3 separate regions of the Homo sapiens genome follow, and regions 1 and 2 are each linked to region 3. The links are chromatin contacts, found by Hi-C in ENCODE. All regions are on one chromosome and are shown on one strand. Each heading gives the region's core, a stretch centred on a gene start or an enhancer-like site at or near the end of the contact. The rest is flanking DNA. Distances are from core to core; before and after follow the strand shown.

The links. Hi-C counts contacts between places; a loop is a spot of excess contacts on that map. Pooled maps may share reads with other maps.
Region 1: a loop to region 3 is called in a map of CD8-positive, alpha-beta T cell, with 6 times the contacts of the local background. The contact joins the promoter of MKRN2 here to the promoter of VGLL4 in region 3. A Hi-C loop is called at or near these places in 1 of 168 maps with a recorded cell type or tissue (CD8-positive, alpha-beta T cell), 1 of 37 single-sample maps with no recorded cell type and 12 of 50 pooled maps.
Region 2: a loop to region 3 is called in a pooled map, with 7 times the contacts of the local background. The contact joins the enhancer-like site here to the promoter of VGLL4 in region 3. A Hi-C loop is called at or near these places in 1 of 168 maps with a recorded cell type or tissue (K562), 4 of 37 single-sample maps with no recorded cell type and 10 of 50 pooled maps.

Annotation. Positions count from the first base shown.
Region 1 is chr3:12,555,721-12,559,108 of GRCh38, forward strand. It overlaps MKRN2 (makorin ring finger protein 2), which reads left to right and starts at 1,367. Exons shown (of 8, transcript NM_014160.5): 1 at 1,367-1,456. The coding sequence starts at 1,431. It also overlaps a transcript of MKRN2OS not described here. RefSeq lists enhancers at 987-1,096, 1,147-1,206, 1,594-2,117, 2,027-2,086 and a silencer at 1,377-1,466.
Region 2 is chr3:12,185,791-12,189,012 of GRCh38, forward strand. SYN2 (synapsin II) reads left to right here. Exons shown (of 13, transcript NM_133625.6): 12 at 1,579-1,822. Among named protein-coding and RNA genes, the nearest start is that of TIMP4, 28 kb to the left of the region's middle. RefSeq lists enhancers at 1,587-1,696, 1,897-2,036. Within about 2 kb of position 1,806, at least 17 of the 41 ENCODE cell types and tissues checked have a DNase peak (open chromatin) inside an H3K27ac peak, as active enhancers do.
Region 3 is chr3:11,641,620-11,645,328 of GRCh38, forward strand. VGLL4 (vestigial like family member 4) reads right to left here and starts at 2,296. Exons shown (of 5, transcript NM_001128219.3): 1 at 1,818-2,296. The coding sequence starts at 1,899. RefSeq lists enhancers at 880-1,249, 2,440-2,519.

The DNA of each region.
Region 1 (3,388 bases), core at 117-2,616, 910 kb after region 3:
AGCCCTTCTGGGGTGTCGATAATATCCAGCCCCCACCCACCCCCTGCAGCCTCGACTGCAGTGAACTATGCTCAAAGGATCCTTCCGGCTCAACCTCTCCTTACTCCAGCATTTTGAAGTTTAGTCGAGCATGGTGTCGCGCACCTGTATTCCCAGCTGCTGGGGAGGTTAAGGCAGAGGACTGCTTGAACTATGATGGCGCCACTGCACTCCAGCCTGGGCGACAGAGCAAGACCCTGCCTCAAAACAAAACAAAAAATTCTTTATTTTGATCTGGGTGGTAGTTTCATGAGTGTATGCATGTGCAAAAATTCATAGAATGTGTTTGGTGCACTTATATTGTGCATGTTATGTATCTCGAGTTTTTAAGCAATGAGAAACCATTGTAAGATTAAAAGGTGAATGACATGATCCGATTTATGTTTTAAAAATAGATTTTTACCAGGAACGGAAGCCAGAAGACCAGTTAAAAGGCTATCGCATGGCTGGCCAGGCGTGCACGCCTGTAATTCCAGCTACGTGGAAGGCTGAGAGGCAGGAGAATCGCTTGAACCCGGGAGGCGGAGGTTGCAGTGAGCCGAGATCGCCCCACTGCACTCCAGCCTGGGCAACAAGAGAGAAACTCCGTCTCAAAAAAATAAAAAATAAAATAATAATAATTAAAAAAAAAGGTATCGCATGGTGCTAGGTAGAAGGGACGGTGGAAAGGGGGCAGAAGAGGACGCATTGGACAGAGGTGTGGGAGCAGAATCTGCAGGGTATAGAGAGCTAGAGGGAAGTGTCAAAAATAACTTTTGGGGTTTCCACCATAGGAAATGGAAGACGAGCAGCACAAGACTGGCAGGAAAGAAAATGAAGACTAAAACTTGTGGAAGTAGAGATTTGGGGAAAGAGCAGTTGGGAGAGAGCTAAGGAATTTCCTTAAGTGGGAGGCGAGGTCCGGCGGGAACAGTTGAGGCAGGGCCTGAGAAGGGTGCCCAGTGAGTGCGAGTATGAATGGATAGGGGCATCCGGGATTAAGAGGAGAGGCTGGAGTTTCCCCAGGAGTGGTGAAGTGCCTCGAAGGAGGCGGGAGATCCCTAAGGAATACTCTTGGCGATCGGGGCAGAATCGCAGGCACTAACAGTAGGCATCGGGATAAGACTGGCAGGACTAAGATGCCAGCCAGGCTCCGCCCCGGAGGCTTGGAAGTGCGGGACACCGAGAGCAGGGATGCCGGGACAGCCGGCCCGATCCCCGGTGCGGAACCAATTGTGACGACGGCTAGGTTACCCGCCGGCGCTACAAAGGTGCCACACCGGAGGGGCGGCGTGCGCCGGCGTGCGCCGGCGTGACGCGGCTACGCGGGATGGGCCGGGCCAGGGCCAAGGCCGAGGCGGCAGCGGCTGCGAGAGGCGGCGGCACGACGACGGTCCCTCAGCCCAGCCACCATGAGCACCAAGCAGATCACTTGCAGGTCAGTGCGCTGGAGCCAGGAGCTTCGGGCCGCTCCCCCAGGCCGCAGGGGGGCCGGTGCGCGCCAGTGCTGTGGTCCGGGAACCTGAGGCTAGAGCGGGACTCGGAAAGTTACTCGGCTGTTCGCGGCGGGGCTTTGCGAGGCAGAGCGAGCGCTGCCGCCACAGCCGGGGATCCGGGGGATGCGTGGCCGAGACGCTGGGCGAGGCCAGCGCGGGGGGCTACGCCCCGAGTTTGAAGCGTGGCCCCTGTGGGCTGGGAGGAAGGACGTCCTAGCCAGGGCCGTGCAGGATGCCGGGGCGCTGTCGGGAAGGCTCTGGGGCTTACGCTTTAACTGGAAAAGATTTGAAGTTGAGTAAAGGGACGCCGAGAGGACGGTTACAAATGGGGATACCACATAGGAGTAATTTGTTAATCGATTATGAGGGCCTCAAAGTTTGGAGAATCCAGATGCAATCTAAACTTGCAGAGAGTTAACAAGTAAAAGTTGTTGTGTGGAAAATAACGACAGGTAGCATATTGTGAATATCGGCGAAGCGCCCTGCATATTTCCAAGTCCTTTATATTCATTATCATCAGACTTCACAGTAAGACAACTTAGTAGTTATTATTACCATTTTACAGTGCAGGAAACTGAGACCGAAAGACGTTGACACTCATTTATCTTACTGAGAGAGCCATTTACGAGGAGAAATGCGACGGTAATGGATGGTTTATTGTAGAAAATAGCCAGATAGCTACACTACGACTGCTCCTATGAAATAGAATAGTGTGGTTGTGTAACACCCTCATTGCTTGGTCAGCTTGTGGCTTACTGGTAATGGAGTCTAGTCCTATTGAATTGTATGTTTGGAAAACGCAAATTGAATTGTATGCTTGGAAAATGCAAATTTCATTTAATAATTTTTATGGGAAACATTGCTTAAAAACAGTTATAGAGTTTGTGTAATAAACAGTTTATTTTCTATGTTGTTACTTCTCTTCATTGGTATGAATAGTTGAGACGTGACTGTGTAGTAAGTTTTCTGTTAGCATTAGTGTACATTTACTGTTCAATTTATCCAAGGCCCAGGTGGCTTATGTTAAGCTGTTGTCAGAAATTTGCACCTAGTGTCTATAAAAAGACTTTTACTAGGTTATTTGTACTAGAAGGTGTTTTGTGAAGACGGGTTTGTGTGTGTTTACGTATTTTTATTTGTATAAAGTTTCTCCTGCTGGAGGAAGTATTCCTAGGTCATTGTGCACTGTAAAGCAGCTTGTAGCCTCCTAGAAAAACCTCTGTATTCCTCCCCTCGCTCTATGGTTTAATTCTACCATTTATTCCCGTACCTCATCTAAGAAGTGTCCACAAAACAGTACACATTTATGTAATAATGCTTTATAATTGAATCTCAACTCTGTAGTATCTTATTTTACAAATAAGGAATCTTATGCTCAGAAAGACTTGAAATTTGCCTAAAATTTTACACCTTAGTAGAGGCACAAGGACCTAAATCAGGATCATCTTGGTTTTTTCCTTGTATACCTGGAGATAGCTTGACTTGAAAGCTTTAATTCTGTTTCCCAAACAGGGGTGTTCTGTAGGATGTTGCTCCATATAAATGAAGATTGGGTTGGAATGTTGAGAAGGGATCACTTCTGTTTAAGTGTTTAGTCATGTTTGTTGGGGACTTACAATGTGCTGCGGCTCTTAGGTACTGTAGTGTATAATCCAGCAACCAGCGCTCTTCCACAGATCGTAAAACTGAGCCTCAGCATTGAAGCGACTTGCCTAAGGTCATTTAGCTTCCAAGTGACAGAGGTGTGAAATCAAAGTTCATGCCCTCATAGACTGTAGGGCCTCCAGATAAGTTTTGAAATGCTAAATTAAAATTTATTTATTGCAGGACTTATCAAAGCTTTTAATGTGTTCCCATGAAAGGAAACTCATACA
Region 2 (3,222 bases), core at 556-3,055, 540 kb after region 3:
GGTTTCTGGTGCAAGAGACTGAGCTATTAACCTGTATTACCTTACAGGAGAATGCTAATGCAAATGATGCCAAACTTTGGAAGTGGCAAAAGCTGGTTAATGTGAAATAATCTGCTAATCTATCATCTTCACTAGTTATTTGATTTGAATTTGGAGCTTCTTAAACCTGCAGAATTCCATTGATTTATGTATGTGTTTATTTCTCTGTAACTAACTCTGGTATTATTTGGTTAGATGATAAAGGGTATTCTGTGCCCTATAGTGGGGAACTGAGCGGATAGTCATGGGTGCACAGTGGCATAGACATACAGTTCTGCCTCTCCAGAGGGTGCAGATGTTCTGGTGTTTCTTAAAAACTAAGTGATAATACAACTAGCTGGTGCTGAGTTTCTGTAAGTCCACTCCCTCCAGCAGGCCCGTGGATGTGGACTGTGGGATTGAGGCTGAGAGACTGGACCTCCCAGGGCAGTCGTGCATCATTTCCACTAGTCAGTAGGTGCTAATGGGGATGGCTTTTGATTTCTAAGCGTTGGGACCCTCCTCAGCAAACTCTAGGCAATCTGGTACCACCTTAATGCCTGTCAACTCCCAGAGGAAGGAGGACCTTTTTCCTCTCCAGGCCACCAGATGGTTTAGTGTTTCATGCTGGGAGGAGGGTGTGCTGTTCCTTTTTAGGGGGGCTTTCATTTGCCAAATGGCACCCACAACATCCCCAGGGGAGAGTGGGGTTTGGATGTCTTGAGAATTCTACCACACATGGCTGAGAGGTTCATCCTGCTAGAACCCCTTGAGGATATTACTGAGAGGCAAAACAGTGCCTAGGAAGAATGGATTTCTCCTGGTTGTGGGCATGAGTTAATGCTAAAATGAAGCCCTGGTGGGGCATGGTGGGCCTGGCAATCAGACCCACGCAGGCTTGGAGCAGGACCAAGGGCAGCTCCATAAAACAGCATATGTCAGTGACCATCGAGGTGATCATAAGGTACGGAATACTTTTTGAAGAACTTGCTCAACCCTATTATCTTTGAAACACTACCCCTTAAAAGACAACTAAGACCAGGGCTTACACTTTTTAAAGTTTTATGTTTGGGAAAACCAAGGCCCAGGGAAGTTTGGTGACTTGCTCAGGGAGTCACTGGTAGACTATTTCTGAGATCCAGTGCTCTCTCCACCACACTCTCCTGCATCTGCCATGTGGAACTTGAGACTTCCCAATAAACCCTGGAGCAGGGTGGTCTGTGCCTGAGACACCTCTAGAGAGGAGGGGAGAGGACCCTGCATTCTAGGGCCCTCTGTGAGAGAGTGCGCCTCTGACGGGGCCGCTCGTCCCTGGTTCCTCCTTGTCCTGCTGACTGCTGCTGTGGCTGAGTTGCTCCGTTTCTGAGGAGAAGCACTTAGTGGCTATATACAAGGATAGCTAACCAAGGACCCCCTTTAGGGCCCTTCAGAGACTCCAGCTTCTTGGAATAGAGCTTATCCTTTGGGTAATTAACTAACCACACCCTTTGAGGCATAAATTCTAATAAGGAAACATTTTTATATGGTTAAATTATGAAGTTTTTCTTGTACTGAACCTAGGGGGCCCTGGGCAACCCCAAGGAATGCAGCCCCCAGGCAAGGTGCTGCCTCCACGCCGGCTCCCCCCTGGACCATCACTGCCACCTTCCTCCTCTTCCTCCTCTTCTTCCTCCTCCTCGGCTCCTCAGCGGCCGGGCGGCCCCACCACCCACGGAGATGCACCCTCCAGCAGCAGCTCCCTGGCAGAGGCCCAGCCACCCCTGGCTGCTCCACCACAGAAGCCCCAGCCTCACCCACAGCTCAAGTAAGAGACAACTCAGCAGCTCCTCCCTCCCCTCCTCCTACCCTTCCTGTGGGCCTTGGGCTCCAGAGCTGCTAGAAATCACCTTCAATCAGGTCTCCTCCTACAGATATTTTGTGATGGGATTTGGTTTTTTTTTGTTAGTTTGTTTTTGGTTTTTGTGTGTGTGTGTGTGTGTGTGTTTGGTTAAAGGAGTGGTTAGGGTTCACTGGAGAAGGGAGGAAAGAGGGAAGTGAAAGTCTAAAGTTTAGCTAGAAATTCAACCCCCTTCCCTTTCTTCCTGGGAAGTGGCACTACGGCAGAGTCACTGTCCCTTCTCTAGTCTTGTACTAGCTTAAGGTTTTGGTTTGTTTATTTTAAACCCTGTCTCCCACTCTTTTTTCCATTCCTTTTCTTTGTGTGTGTTTCTTTCTTTGTAAAAAAAAATTTTTAATCTTTCTGCCTCTGACTCACAGTTCAGAGTATGCAATCAGTAAGGCTGCCCAGAATGAAAAGAGGGAAGTAGTTAAATCCATTTCAACATTTTACCTTCAGCTCTGTCCAAAGGAGGTCAGTTTCTGGTGTGGGCAGCAGAGGAGTTCCCAGGCAGAGACGCTGAGGAACTCCATCCTCTTGGGTTCCCCCACACCCAGCAATCAACCCTAGAAGCCCCTCCACACTGCCCCACTGCACAGACCCCTGCAAGCAGCAGAGCTGTCTTTGGGAGGGACAGCACCTGGATGTGGACGATGGTCAGTTCTGCCCTCTCTCCCACAGAGGCCTCTGATTGCTTGTGCAGTGTCCCCAGCAGACTTCTGTCACCACCTTCAGCACAGACAGCCGTAGCCTTAGGGGGATGGTAAGGGGATGGTAGTGATACACCCCTGCTTCTCAGAGTGAGGTGACGGGCAACAAATGACTCTTCAGGGAGGGAGAAAAGGGGGCTGGAGAATTCTGGAGTTGAAATGAGCCACTAGGAGATCATGTAGTCATTGCAGATGAGAAAAACTTTGCTCAAAGAAAAATTTTTTTTTTTCTCAAAGCCGAGCTACTCCTCTAATTAGTGGCAGAGCCAAGGTTGCGGGGCTCAGGTGTCCAGATGGTCACTTTCTCTGGGTCTTCCAGTCCCGTGTGATGGGAGGGGCATCACCCACTCTTGCTCCCCAGCTCGGGCCAGTGGCACCTCTTGCCTCTTGCCTGCCACATAATGTCCCTTCAGCCCAGCTGTTTCCTGCCTGCTGACTTTTTTTTAATCCCTCCTGCCTTCCCACTAGCCAACTCTAGCCCCCGCGTGAGGGCAGATCCTTGGATTGTCACTGCCTCTGGGCTGAAGCTGTTGAATAGAGCCAACCTCTGATGAGAAGCTGGAGGCTCATCCCCAGTACTCTGCCTGTGCGGGCTGAGGAGTGCCCCCACTCCCAGAG
Region 3 (3,709 bases), core at 1,046-3,545:
TTATTCTGGTGTTAAAATAATGTTAACTCTCATAATAAGGAAAATAGGAGCAGATGTTTAAACCAAACAGACTTCAGCCCATTATCCCATATAGCTACTCAATCTTCAAAATCAAAGTTTCTTCCTCCCAAATACCGAGAGAGAAGAGCAGAGCAGAGCACTCTAGTTTCCTGGGTGTTGCATGCTACACAACAACTCGACCTGGGCTCGCTGTCCGTAAGTTGGTCCTCACCAATCGGAGACAGGAAAAACTAATCTGGTATCAATTTCCTAACAATCTTATATTTCTCTCTTAGGCCATTATGTTTTGTTTTTAAAATATCGTATTACTTGTTGGCAAAGACAATACAACAGAAATTGCCTCAGAAGTTTTTCTTTCTTGTTGGGGGAAGCGGGGATGGTTAAAAAAAAAAAAAACAAGAAAAACAAAACCCTGACTACAATGTGTGAATGTCACGGGAAACAAGCCCAGCAATGGCTGCTTACGGCTTTCTAAAGTCGGCTGCCTTTTTTAAGTGAGTTCAGAAGCAAGATGTTACTTAACACATCAGATGCAAAGAAAGAAATTCACGAAAATTCTCATAGCAGGAACTAGTAGGAGTAAAGAAAAACAAATACTCTTTTTAAAAAACGTTAAATATGAGATCCTCATCCATAGAGTTTTAAAAAACAACGTGAATGAGGGTTGTTGTTGTTTTTTTTCCTTGAAGGGGAAAAATACTCTTGAAAGGGTGAGTTTTCAACTGATTAGGAAACAGGCCTGAAGTTTTTAGATTAAAAAAATACAAGTGAATCACCCTCCCAAGTTTTTGTAACTGTTTTCTTTTTCAAGAGAAATGTCCCGTGTATTATTGGAGAAAAAATGGAAACTGCTCCTGCTGAATGAGAAAGAGAAGAGTCCCGGATGTGTGTGTGGTTACAACAGAAAACACTCTTCCTGCCAGGCCGAACTCCCCCGGAGATGCCCTCGGCGGCAGACCCAGGGCCATTGCCACTTTTTCAAATCGCACGTAGAGGATGTCCGAGGGCTTAAGAAATAGATTTTTCTCTGACTGCTACCAGAGACAGTTGGAAATACAAGACAGTGGGGGAAGCACCTCGCGGGCAGTAGGAGGTAATAAATAACAGTTCGGCGCGGCTCTCTCTTTTTCAGGGCAGGCTGGGGGTCGGGGTGTTGTGTAATCGCTCCCACAGGGAGCGGAGCGCGAGGAACACCCCCCAGTGTCAGCGCTCCCCGGGCTGCACAGGAAGCGCCAGCGAGACAAAGAGCCCGCCTGTGCTCGCTGACACGGTGCCCTTCCGGCCCCACGCGGGAGAGGGACATTCTCCGCTGTTTGGGACGCTCACTCGCGAGCACAAAAACTCGCTGTAACTTTGGCTCCCCCTCCGTGAGCTGCAGGGCGCCGTGGCCCACAGCAGGGTACAGTAGACGGTGCAATCCTTACCAGCCCCTCCCCCAAAGAGGCTCAACTTTTACCGGCGTCCTACAAGTCCTTCCCCTAAAGACAATATTAACGGAAATCAAAAATACATACATTTTAAAGAGTTAAAAATGTGAGGCGCGAGTACGTTGCAAGCAACGAGCAAACTTTGAAGGGTTTCTACTTCACTGCCTCCCCGTCCAGCCCCCTCCACCGCCCCCCGCAGCCTGAGATCCGAACACACTCGGTGCCGAACCGAACCTAAGAAACGCCGGCCTTTCAAGTGCCCTACACCCCGGAGGAGGACAGCGGGCGCTTAGAAGGCAGGCACCCAGCACACTGAGGAGGAGTGGCCGGGACGAGCAACGGGCAGTAATTCTACAACGGGACATCTACCTTCGTAGCACAGAATGCCGATATTGTTGTTCATCTTGTCCAAGTACTGATAGTTCAACAGGTCCATCTTCATAAATAGCATTTATTGGGCTAGCAAAGAAAACCAGCTCTTTGCTTTTGCCCCAAAAGAGTTAAGTTTCAAAAATCAATTGTTGCTGAGTAGCTCCTGGCTCTTCAACTTCACAAAGGCAGAGGCCCAGCCTCAGACTATCAAAACAAAGTATGCAAAAGTTAAAAAAAAAAAAATCAGGCACAAAAAAATCGAGCTCACACGAAACCCTTCAAGGGCTTACTGGTAGACGGTGTATGTACTGTATCCCCGATCGAGTATGAAAACAGCGTTTCAGAAGTCCTTACAAGTCCTTCCTGGAAATGGAAAAGAGTGAAAAAGAGAAACGCGCAGCCCGTTTCCTAGGACAAAGCGGCGCCGGCCCCTCTCACAGCCCGCTGCAAGCCGGCAGCGCTGACATGAGGGCTATGCTTGGCATGACTCCTATGCCGCCGCTTCCTCTTCCCGCAGGAGGCCGAGCATGCTCACTGCGCCGCGCTGCCGAGGCAGGGAGGGCTTCTGCACAGGATCAGCCTCTCAATGTAGCAAGTGTTGGAAAGAAAGAGAAAGGGGAGGGGGAGAGACTCTAGAGACGGGGCCTTGGCAGAGTGGCTCTTGACAGGAAGCAGCCAAGCCGCTGCAAAACCGTAGGAGGAAAAAAGAAAACCCAGGAAGTTTCTTTTTCAGGAGCTAAGTACAAAGTAAAAAATCCATCATGGAAGCAAACTCCCATGGAATGCAACTTTCGTGAAACTTCATGTTGGGGTTTCGGAAACCCAAAGTGCTAGTGATGCATAAGCCATATATATATATATAGTGTCTTTGTTTCTTTTAAAGATTGTTTTATAATATCCATTTACACTTTAACTGGATATTTAAATTTCTGATGTTAATGTTACATATAGCTTCTTCCATAATCCCCATAACAACTGAGATGGACAGGGCAAGGAGGGTATCACCCTTTCACAGCAGAGGAAACAGGTTCAGATGGATTAAATGACTGGCCCACAGCCCCCAAAATAGTTGACAGAACTACTTTTAAAGTGTTTTTTCCCACCTAATGTTATAATTTTATTTAAAAAAACGAGGGGGCCGGGTGTAGTGGCTCACACCTGTAATCCTAGTCGAAGCAGGCGGATCACTTGAGGTCAAGAGTTCAAGACCAGCCTGGCCAGCATGGTGAAACCCCATCTCTACTAAAAATACATAAATTAGCCTGGTGTGGTAGCGCACGCCTGTAGTCCCAGCTACTCAGGAGGCTGAGGTGGGAGAATTGCTTGAACCTGAGAGGAGGAGGATGCAGTGAGCCAAGATCGTGACACTGCACTCCAGCCTGGGCAACAGAGTGAGACTTTGTCTCAAAAAAAAAAAAAAAAAAGAAAAGAAAAAAAGGAGACAAGGAGAGGAGAAGAGATGGAAGAGTGTTTAAGCAAATAGGGCTATAATATCAAAAATTAAAAGTGTACTTGAAATTATAGAGGGAAAGGGTAAAATTATTTTCATTTGGCATGTATGTCACCCACCTGTGTGTAAGAAGCTAGTGGCATGCAGCTGTACTATTTGCTATTGGAAGAACTTGGGGCTTAAACTTTGATTACCCAGTGCCTAGCACAACCAAGTTCAGGTGCCCAAAAACTGTTTACTGAACGAGTGAACCACTGAATGTTCAGTTTTCAGCACATCAAGAACGTGTTAACAAAATAGAAAAAAAAAAAACAAAAACTAAACATTTGAATTACTATTCTAAAAATATATTTTTAATATTCCAAAATAATATTTGAATAAATAATTTGAAGGAGTTGTATGTTAAAAATCCAGCAATAGGCCAGGCGCGGTGGCTCAC